2 separate regions of the Homo sapiens genome follow, and region 2 is linked to region 1. Evidence: chromatin loops called from intact Hi-C (ENCODE). Cell type or tissue: psoas muscle. All regions are shown on one strand. Links, peaks and the distances in the headings refer to the core of each region. The heading gives the core; the rest is flanking DNA. Region 1 has its middle 37 kb from the start of TMEM273. Region 2 holds the start of DRGX (dorsal root ganglia homeobox).

Evidence for each region. Hi-C counts contacts between places; a loop is a spot of excess contacts. Peaks named below come from ENCODE experiments on the same cell type or tissue, not always from the same donor. Only the 100,000 strongest peaks of a DNase experiment are listed, where the experiment ranks them.
Region 2: a loop joins it to region 1, with 2.0 times the contacts of the local background. A loop is called at or near these places in 3 of 110 quality-filtered maps.

Annotation. Positions count from the first base shown.
Region 1 is chr10:49,222,466-49,227,832 of GRCh38, forward strand. No RefSeq gene overlaps it. Among named protein-coding and RNA genes, the nearest start is that of TMEM273, 37 kb to the left of the region's middle. In psoas muscle, for the core only: no CTCF peak of the experiment used is centred there; a DNase peak (open chromatin) is centred at 3,066; H3K27ac peaks cover 811 bases.
Region 2 is chr10:49,395,004-49,400,370 of GRCh38, forward strand. It overlaps DRGX (dorsal root ganglia homeobox), which reads right to left and starts at 1,086. Exons shown (of 7, transcript NM_001276451.2): 1 at 932-1,086; 2 at 404-518. The coding sequence starts at 437. RefSeq lists a silencer at 3,101-3,260. In psoas muscle, for the core only: no CTCF peak of the experiment used is centred there; DNase peaks (open chromatin) are centred at 271 and 3,128; H3K4me3 peaks cover 1,354 bases; H3K27me3 peaks cover 5,000 bases.

The DNA of each region.
Region 1 (5,367 bases), core at 203-5,202:
AACTCACTCATTACCAAAGGCATGGTACTAAGCCATTCATGAGGGCTTAATCCATGAATGGCTCCTTAATCCAACACCTCCCACCATGCCCCACTTCTAACACTGGGGATTATATTTCAACATGAGATGTGGAGGGGACAAATATCCAAACTATATCATTCCACCTCTGGCCTCCCAAATTTCATGTCCTTCTCGTATTGCAAAATACAATCGTCCCTTCCTAATTGTCCTTAAAAGTCTTAACTTATCAAAATCCAAAGTCAAAAGTCTTATCTGAGACTCAGCTCCTTCCACCTATGAGCCTGTAAAATCAAAACAAATTATTTACTTTCAAGATACAATAGTGGTACAGGCACTGAGTAAACATTCCCATACCAAAAGAGAGAAACTGGCCTAAAGGAAGGGGCAAGAGGCCCCATGTAATTCCAAAACTCAGCAGGGCAGACGTAAAACCTTAAAGTCCCAAAATAACCCTTGACTCCATATCCCATATCCTGGGCACACTGGTGCAAGCGGTGGGCTCCTAAGGCCTTGGGAAGCCCTGCCCCTATAGCTTCCCTGGGCACAGTCCAAGTGACTGTAACTGCTCTCATGGGTTTGAGTTGAGTGCCTGCAGCTTTTCCAGGCTTAGGGTGCAAGCTGCTGGTGGCTCTAACATTCTCAGCTCTGGAGAGCAGCAGCCCCCTTCCCACAGCTCCACTAGGCAGTGCCCTGGTGGGGACTTTGTTCGGGCTCCAACCTCACATTTTCCCTTGGCATTGCCCTAGTAGAGTATCTTTGTGGGGGCTCTGCCCCTGTGGTAGGCTTCTGCCTGGGCACCCAGGCTTTCCCATAAGTACTCTGAAATCTAGGGGGAAGCTGCCAAGCCTCCTTCATTCTTGCTTTCTGCACACCTGCAGGCTTAACACCACATGAAAGCTGCCAAAGTTTGTGGTTTGTGCCCTCTGGAGCAGCAGTCTGAGCTGTACCTGGACCCCTTTGAACTGAGGCTGGAGACAGGGTGGCTGGGATGTGGGGAGCAGTGTCCCAAGACTGCTCATGGCAATGGGGGCCTGGGCCTGGCCCTTGAAACCATTCTTTCCTCCTAGGCCTCAGGGCCTGGGATTGGAGGCTGTCTCTAAGATCTCTGAAATGCCTTTGAGGCCTTTTTCCCATTGTCTTGGATGTTAGCACTTGGCTCCCTCTTAGTTGTACACATCTCTCTAGCAAGTGGTTACTCCAAAGGCTGCTTGGATTCCTTCTCTACCACAGGGCCAGGCTGCAAATTTTCCAAACTTTTATACTCTGCTTCCCTTTCAAATACAAGTTACAACTGTAAGCCATTCCTTTGCTCCTATATCTGATCATATGCTATTAGAAGTAGCCAGGCCACATCTTGAATGTTTTGGGGCTTAGAGATTTCTTCCACCAGATACCCTAAGTCATCACTCTTAAGTTCCAACTTCCACAGATCCCTAGACATGAACACAATGCAGCCAAGCTCTTTGCTAAGGCATTACAGGGATGACTTTTACTCCAGTTCCCAATAACTTTCTCATTTTCATCTAAGACCTCCTCAGCCTGAACTTCACTCCCCATATCATTATCAGCATTTTGGTCACAACCATGTAGCCAGTTTCTAAGAAATCCCAAACTTTCCCTCATCTTCCTGACTTATTCTGGGCCTTCCAAACTCTTCCAATCTCTGCTCATTAACCAGTTCCAAAGCCACTTCCACTTTCTCAGGTATCATTATAGCAATGCCCCACTCCTTGGTACCAGTTTTCTGTGTTAGTTCATTCTTGCATTCTTACATTGCTCAAAAGAAATATCTGAGGCTGGGTAATTTATAAAGAAAAGAAATTTAGTTGGCTCACAGTTCTATAGGTTGTACAGGAAGCATGGTGCTGGCATCTGTGGCCAAGAAAATATTACTCTAACAATGTGATACAGATGTTCCTCAATTTATGATGGAGTTGCATCTCAATAAAACCATCTAAGTTAAAAAATATTGTAAGTCAAAAATGCCTTTAGGCTGGGTGTGGTAGTGCATATCTGTAATCCCAGCACTTTGGGAGGCCAAGGCAGATGGATCACTTGAGGCCAGGAGTTCACGACCAGCCTGGCCAACTTGACGAAACTTCATCTCTACTAAAAATTACAAAAATAAGCCGAGAATGGTGGCACATGCCTGTAATCCCAGCTACTTTGGAGGGTGAGGCACAAGAATCTCTTGAACCTGGGAGGACAAGGCTGCAGTGGGCCATGATCACACCACTGCACTCCAGGCTTGGCAACACAGTGAGACTCTGTCTCAAAAAAAATGTATTTAATTCACCTAACCTACTGTACATCACAGTCCAGCCTAGCCTAGTTGAACGTGCTCAGAACACTTACATTAGCCCATGGTTGGGCAAAATCATCTAACACAAAAAACCTATTTTACGATAAAGTGTTGAATATCTCATGTAAAAGTATCATACTGCATATCACTAGCCTAGGAAAAGATCAAAACTCAAAATTCAAGGTACTGTTTCTACTGAATACATATGGCTTTTGCACCATCATAAAGTCAAAAAATCTTACATCAAATCATCTTAAATTAGGGACCATCTCTACTTGATAAGGTTCCTCTGGCCAAAAATCTTTGAGCACCAAATCGAAAAGTGGTGGCCTACTGATTTGGCAGCTTCCCATTCTGGGGGTTATGGTCTCATGGGACCATGATATCATCAGCAAGAAGAGAGCCCCACTGATTGTTGAAATGCTCCCTAGGTGGGCTCCTATACAAACACCAGGGAAAAATTCCCGGCAGCTCCGCTATGTTACTGCTGCTTCCTGATAACACCAGAGGGCTCCTAAAATAGTTCTCAAGTAGATGTTGTGACTGTCAGATATGTAAATCGAAGGGTAACAAGCAAAATGTGCTGGACCTAGGAGCTCGGTGCTAAGAGGGTGGGCAAGGGGTGGTCGGACACAGGCTGCCCTGGAGCCAGCAGGAGTTAGCTCAGAGGAGCCTCCAGGAAATGAGCACCGCAGCTTCCAACCAGGTCTCCTTCCATGCAGACGAGACTGCGGGCCGGGCCACATGTACTCACGTTACTCAATGACTCACAGACAGTGGCCAAGGGACAGCTCAGGGCCATCTTTAGCTGACAGGCTCAGTGTCACTTCAGTCCATGCCCGAGCCCTCCCCAAGAGAGCCCACTCTGTCTCCAGCACCACTGCTCCCAGCTCCACCCAGGCCTCCCTCTCTGAAGTGGGGAAAGCCTGGGAGCTCTTCCTCTTTATCAGCCCTGCATCTCCTGCTGTCCTGCTGACCAAGACACTCTCTTCCTGCTGATTGTGATGTGTTTGTGGAAATCCACCGGTTTCTGCTGTATCATGACATTCTATTCCTACCAAGCCAACATGACACCCAAAACATTTCCAAACATGCATAACCATACACAGACCTTCTCACAAGATTTATCTTCTGGACACATTACTTAAACTAACAAGGCCTCCCTTTTTCTCCTTTTCAGTGCTGGCCATTGCCCCCGGCTGGTTTTCTGCCTTCCCCCTGCAAGCTGCAAAAGAAAGTTGGTGGGGCTTGAACTAGAAGCCTACAGCTCCAGTGTGACCAGCTCCAATGGATCAGGCACATTAACAACAGAGCCCCGCAGCACTCTGTGGGTCAGAGAAATGCACAGAGCCCCACTCTGCAAAGGAAGTCAACAGGGGCTCAGCAACTGGCCCAGGTCGGCTGTGGGTCCAGGCCTTTCTATCAATCCCAGTCCTTTTCCACTGCAAGAGACTGCCCCACTCTTATTCTTAGAAGAGACCTTGCAGAGTATTTAGGGTGAAATGCCTAGCATTGAAATATTTATTTTCAAAAATATATAGAAAATATATGTAGAGAGAAAGAGAGAGTCCCTGTGCAATAGAGTGAGGCTACTTTGCAGGTGATGAGGTACTGCAGGTGCAGTCGAGAGGGTAAGGCCTGACCTTTGGTGCGATAACAAGAAAGGTGAGGAAGGGGTTGAATGCAGGGCATGAAGGAGGGGGAGTGGGCACTGGCTTGAGTGAGTGGAAGATGGTGAGGCCATTTATTTTGAATGGAAACACAGGAAAAGAAGGAGGTGTGGCCATTCTCTTTGTCCTGAGCCTTCGCCCTCTGTGATGTGGGATCCCCAGGCAGAACTTAGGAGAAAGCTCTAGTTTCGCAGCAACAATTCCAGGGGTATCAGAGCATCAAAGGGAAGATGTTGGATGGGTTGCCTAAAAGCGCAAAAAGCAAAGATGGGGCAAGGAGATGGCCTGAAGACCAACATTCAGAAATAAGGCTGGCAAGAGGCCAACAGAGGTGACTGAGATGGGATGGTCCAGGAGGTTGGAGGAGAATTGGGAGAAGGTGCCTTGGAAAGCAAGAAGCGAGGGCTGCCCAGTGAGTGTTGAATGCAGCAGAGAAGTCAAGTAGCACAAGGTTGAAATGTGTCCCCTGACCATTGAAGCAGTTCCACCTGGGGATTTTTTTCCTTGGTGAGAACAGGTTCAGTGGGATGGGGAGATGGAAGACTTCAGTGAGCTAGAGAGCAGGTGGAAGGAGAGTGGGGATGACGGGGAAGTCCACAACCCTCACAAGAAGCTGCCTGTGAAACAGGAGAGAAGGGAATTTGCTAGAGGCTAGAGGGGTCAATGGGGGAGCAGGGGTTCCTGTCACACTTTTGTTGAAAAACACATTGGTCCTGGAGTTCCTGAACCTGCTAGTGGAACAGGGCTCAGGATGGCCCAGACCTCCTCAGAAAAAATGGGAGGAGCCAGAACAGGATGGTGTTGGAACCAGTGCATGTGAGGAGCGCACACTCAGATGGGGCTGCCTCAGGGCTCAGATCTGATGGACTGTCCTGGTGTCTGAGTGTCCCCCAGCGGGGTTACAGCTCCCGAGGTCTCTGAGCATACAGGCATATTTTCCTACAGCTCCCTGGTCATTTCGATGCTGTTGGTTTAACTTCGCCACTTAGAGGAATATAGAGTTTGGCAAGAAAGGCTCTTGGTTTCCTCTGTGAGAACTGTCGTGGTGGATTGGAAATCTGCCCTGTATGTCCCACAAGACAGCAGGAAAGTAGCCAACATTGTGGGTCTGTGGCATAAATCCTCAGAGCAGCCATCCTGGGCCAAGTGTGCAGGGTACAGAGCACAGGTGCTGGTTTGGGGTGGAGATCTGGGGCCCAGGGCAGGCCTCAGAATCCAAACCCTCTTGGGGGCACTGCTGGGTCTCTAAGCTGCATGGACGTGGTCAGGCTACACGGGCACATTCAACAAGGCAAAGAGAGAGCCCTGGGGTGAAAGCTTTGACAACCTGAGAAAGTTCTTGGCAAACAAGCCTAGGTTAAGGACTCTGTACTT
Region 2 (5,367 bases), core at 180-5,179, 170 kb after region 1:
GATCTGGGCCAGGACGCGGCGGGTCCACTCGCCTTTGCTTTCTGGGATGTTTGCAGAAGCACCGTGAAAGATTGATGCGGCCCCCTGGGTTGCGGAGCCCCAATTAGAGGCGTGACACCAGCATCTGTGCTGGGAGGATTCGGCCGGTCCCCGCGGCACGCCTAGCCCGGGGCGTCCTGGCCCAGGCGGGGAGGGAGCTGGGAGGCAGGTGGCGACGGGGCGGGGAGCTGGAGCGGGCCTGGAGTGGGGTGTAGGGAGGGGTCCAGGGAGGCCCCTACTCACCGGCAGGCGGCTGCGCCCCCCGCAGGGCGGGGACCCAGCCACCCACCAGCCCTGCTGCCGCTCCGGCCCTTTCTGGCCGGCTCTGGCTTCATGGAGACCCTGGGGCGCAGCGCTTACTTACCCTCTAGCTGTGGCGGGCAGTGGAAATAAAACATCGCCGGCTGTCAGATCGGCTGGACGGCCGAGACCTGGGAGGGTGGCAGCAGAACGGACCCGCGCGCGTTGCTCCTGCCTGGCTGCAAAGCAAACAGCGATAGAGCTTCAAGTCTCCCTCTGCCAGCGCTCCCGCCCAGCCCTAGGGCGCACCCGGCGCTCCCCTCCTGGAAAGTCCCTCCCAACGCCCTCATCTCACTGCGGGGGACAGGAGGGAAGGCGGCAGCCCCGTCGCAAGCAGCAACCCCACAGGGCAGTCCTTCGGGTGTGTCCACCTCCCGGACGGCCGTGCCCTCACCCTGGCCCCAGCACCAAACCCCGCAGCGTAGTTTCTGGCTCTCTGGGGTCCCAGCCAGAAGCCCTGCACCCGGGCCACCGCAGCCAGGTCCGGCTAGCGCGCAAGGCCATCTGCGAGCTGCAGCTCAGGCCAGGAAGGCAGCCGAGCCCCAAGGCCCGGCGCTCGGGGCCCGGCGAGTGGGTCAGGAGCCGAGCATACCTCGGCGGGCGGCGGTCGAGGAGGTCGGAGCGTGACCGCCTCCGATCCGCAAGCCCTGCTCGGCTGGCGGCGGGCGGGGCTCGGCGCGGCTGGCGCCCGCAGGACCAAAGAAGTGACTCGGGAAGTGGCCAGATGTCTTGCTGTCTGTCTGCAGCGCGCGCCGCCGCTCAGCACTCGCCTTTATAATCTCACGCATAATTGGCCTTAATCTGATTATTTCCAGCGCTGTCTACAGCGAGTAACTTGGATAGGTCTATTGGGCCTTACAAATGGCCCACGTGGTGTTAAAAAAAAAATCCGTCATTTCTCAGCAAACATCAGGAATGCTTTTTCCTCTTTTAAAAGAGAACGATACAACCACCACCACCATCACCCCCAAAAACATACATTTTCCGAAAACACACTAGGCCCCACCCCCCACCTCATGTCCCCTCAGAGGCAAACCTTTCTCCGAGAGAGCCTGGTTTGGGCTGCCCTTATCAAAGGCCTGGTGACTCCCGGGCTGCAAATTGGCAAAGCGCTGCTAATTGTCGCCGCCGGATGGGTTTTGGGGGGACTCTTTGCACACGGCTTCCCTTTCCAAACGATCGTACAAAAGGAAAGTTTGATTTTGTTCTCAGCAAGGGGTCCCTGAATTTATGTTCGCTTCTCGATGCAAATGATATGCGGTGGGACCCTTTGCAATTACTTTTAAAATGCATCCGAGGCAGACACTCAACGGAGAGAGACCGCCCTTCTCTCTGCCTGGGTGAAAATTAAACTCTAAAGTACCGGGCTGAAATTTTCAAGTCAGGGGCGCGGGATTGGATCAAATCACATAAACTGCAAAAAAAGCAAGTCTAATGGCGCATAATTGGTTCTGTAATAGCATTACACCAGGATAATAGCCCGTTACGGCCCCCTGCACTATTAAGTGCTTCCCTGGCGGAAAGCCTTTATGATATTAAAGGGGGAATATAATGATATTTTGGTTATTAAATGCGTGTAATTAATTTATGCACCACTGAAAATAAAGTTGGTATTATGACCCACTCAAGATGCATCAGAAGATGCAAGTCAGACAACTGTTGATAAGTTCTGGTGTCTGTGCTCCGTCTAGACTGCTGATTTTATTTTGGGACGATGGCTTCTTGGACAGACTACATAAATTGAATATTTTATAAACATTCTAATGCTGCGTTAGGGAGCCTTGGCGAGGTGGTGGGTCGGGTCCCTGCACGGCCCGGGATACAGCCTTGATCTTAAAGACGCAGCGCTTTGGAAACAAAAGGCCTGGCAGGCCCGCCGCTGGACACCAGCGCTGGGCAAGGAGCATCGAGCTGCAGGACAGAGCGCTGGGTCCCGGCCGCCGTTGACGCCCCTCCGAAAACAGCCGGGAGGAAGACCAGTCCCGCTCCGGTCGAGGCAAGTCAGGATCTATTCCAGTGAAGCGGCCCTTCCTGGGCTCAGTCGCTCCAGAGCAGAGTCTGCTCTGCCTCGGGGAAAGAATCACAGGAAACTTCCGCTCGTTTCAGAGCGGAGAGAGCTCGGGGCGCCATTTCCGCCAGGGCCACCGACTCCGAGAGTCCAGGCAGCCGGCCCGGGAGGAGCGGCTAGCAGGTCCCGAAGGCGGGTGAGGTGGCAGGCAGGGGCCGGCAGGGCAGCCGAGGGCCTTTCCTACGTCATGCCAAGAGGGCTGGGAGCCCCTAGAGCTGATCCTCCCTTAGCCCAGGTCAAGAGACTGGCTCGCGCGCGCTGTCTCTCTCCCTGTCTCCCTCAGAGGGCCCCTGCTCTCTGGAGCTCTTGACAAGAGCCCGAGGCTCCTCTTGCCGCCTAGGTCTGCCGAAAGTCCCCTCGGGTTCCCTCCTGCCCTAGGCAGCAGTTCCCTGCCTGTGCGCTTTGGGAACCCGGTGGCCGTGAAGTGAGGTGCGGACAGCTTCTGGGCCGCCTCGGCCAAGATGCTCAGGCGCACCTGGGGGTGTGTGCGGGAACCCTCAGCGGCAGCAGCCCAGCCCGGGGTGCAGTGTTGGCCCCAGAAACCAATGAGGTCCAAACGCCAGTCTCAGTTCCCCATCCCTGACATCGACCGAGGCAAGTTCCTATTAAGGCCCAGAGATGACCCCGGGACGAGACAGGCTCATCCGGCGCGGATGAGACAGGCTCAGACCTGCGCGGTCTGAGGACGGCGCGCTCGCCGAGCAACCCGGCAGGTCAGAACCCTGGACAGCGGCGCCGGTTTCCGCACCCCCACCCACCCCCGGCTGCTGCGGAGAAAGAAGCCGTACCGGGGGCCCAGCCGGGGCCCCTCGCTGCTCAGGGGTGGGATCCGCCCGGCCGGACCCCAGGCGTCCGGGGACCGACCCCAATCCTCTCCCAGTCCAAACCTGCGAAAGTTACTCCGGACATGCGCTCAGCGCTGGCAACAGAGACAAAACTCCCTTCTCCGCAGTACCACGCGCCGCTCCTACCCGGCCGCTGCAGCCGGAAACCATCTCGCGGCCCCCGAGGAGAGTCCGGCCGCCTCACTGACTAGATAACCAGCCGAGCTCCCTCAACACACCCACCTCGCGGGGGCTCTAAGCCGGCTTGGGACCCTCGGCCTCGCCTCGCCCGGCGCTCCTCTCCCGGAGCCGCTAGGCTGGGCTCCTTCCCGTTGGCAAAACAGCGAGTAAACAAACAACCAAACAACCTTAGAAACGAAAGGCTGCACCAAACTTTGATGACGCCAGCCCCCTTTTTTTCCGAATGTCTCGACACCCGGGAGAAGGTGACTAATAGGTGTTCGCTACGGTCCCCCTCCCCCTAAAAAAGGGCGTTAGTAACGAAAAGGTTATTTTTCCTTAATTTTTGTGCGGTAAAATGTATTTTCCAATTAACCAAATTCGCCGATCTGTCTCGCTTGGACACTCTGATAATTTACAACCTAAAAGTGTACTTTCTTTATCTAAAGACCAAGGTGACTGCTTTTAATTTTCTCTAACCTCTTTACACTTGATGTTCACCAGACTCATAATGTTAATTGGCTTCATATACGGATCATCAGTTTAATGAAGAAATAAATCCTGTGTTGCTTTATGTTTTAACAGTGATTGCTTTAATGAGGAATGTGACGTGTTCCAAAATCAAAGCTGCAGGAGACATTAGAGGGGCTTCCACTAGGACAGAAATGCTTATTTAAAGTTAAAACCGCGGGGTCATATTTCAGCAGATTCACAGTCCTCCCCACCCCCTCCCCCGCTCCCCGCCCTCACCTAGCCTGCCTCCCGCCTCTGTAGGGAGACAATCCTGGGTCCTCAGTGCCCCTTCTCTCCGCATCTCATACCCGCAGCCACAGCATCTGCATTCCCGAGAATCATTTCCTGGTTGCTACATAGGGTGTGCTACTTTGCCTCCTGTCCCATAGGGAAGAGAGAAGCCAGCTCAGGGTGGGGAGTTCAACTTTCAAAGTTGTTCATGTTTTTAAAAATAAAATGGGAAGACAGTAACACGCCTGAAGACTGGCGTGCAGATGTTGTTACAGATGCAGCTCCCCCAGAGCCGCATGTCTTAGTGCTGAAAATTCGAGGCTTGGCTCCCAAAGGCTGACAGCTCCAGCTCAGGCCCAGTGAGTGGGCTGCTGACCCCCCAGGTTCTAGCCACTGCAACTGTCTGCAGGGATGCGCTAGGCTTCTGCCCAGGTGATGGAAGTTTTACATCTCTATATCAATTAATAGCAGAGTAAATCTGCTTTCTCTAATGGGTGTTTGATTTTTCTAATTTTAAGCTGGTTCTATGAAAGGAAAACTGTCATCTCAGAAACACTAAGAGCAGCAATAAAAAGCTGGAAATGCGAGCATCTATCTAAGCCCTCAATTGTTTTCAGTTGAATTATGAATCATTTTAAATTGATTCCTGAAAAGAATTCCAAATCCTTAGAAAATGTAGGGGTTTGAAGGCTCCGAGTTGGGTCTTAAATACCATACATAGTATTCATTTCTTACTGTTTGCCTTGTTTTAGGAAAATTGGGAAAATATTTGGAGACACCTCTGTCCTCATCTTTTGAGCCCAAATACAAAAATATGTGTTGGATTTGACATCTTAATTGTGCTCAGAAAGGATTTTCACAACCTCCCTTTTAAAACTTTCCTTAGCAGAAATGACTTCAGTACACATGGCTTAAACCCATAGCAAGAGGGTAAAGCAGGTAAAATACTTAAATTATCAGGGAGGAAAAAACCACACTGAATTCCTAATTATATGTTTTGGAAGGGCCCAGGTTTGATATTTTTACAAATGTTTTAAAGGCTCTCTAGCATAATCCCCGGTGGATATATCTCAGTGTGAATATGGCGTATTCTCTACTTGTCGGCAAATCTATCGTTATATTGTAGTTTTGGAAATTGCCAAAAAAGTTAGCTTAGCTAAGCTAAACATGAGAGAATATGTGAAGGACATAGCAGTTAATGGAAATTCCAGA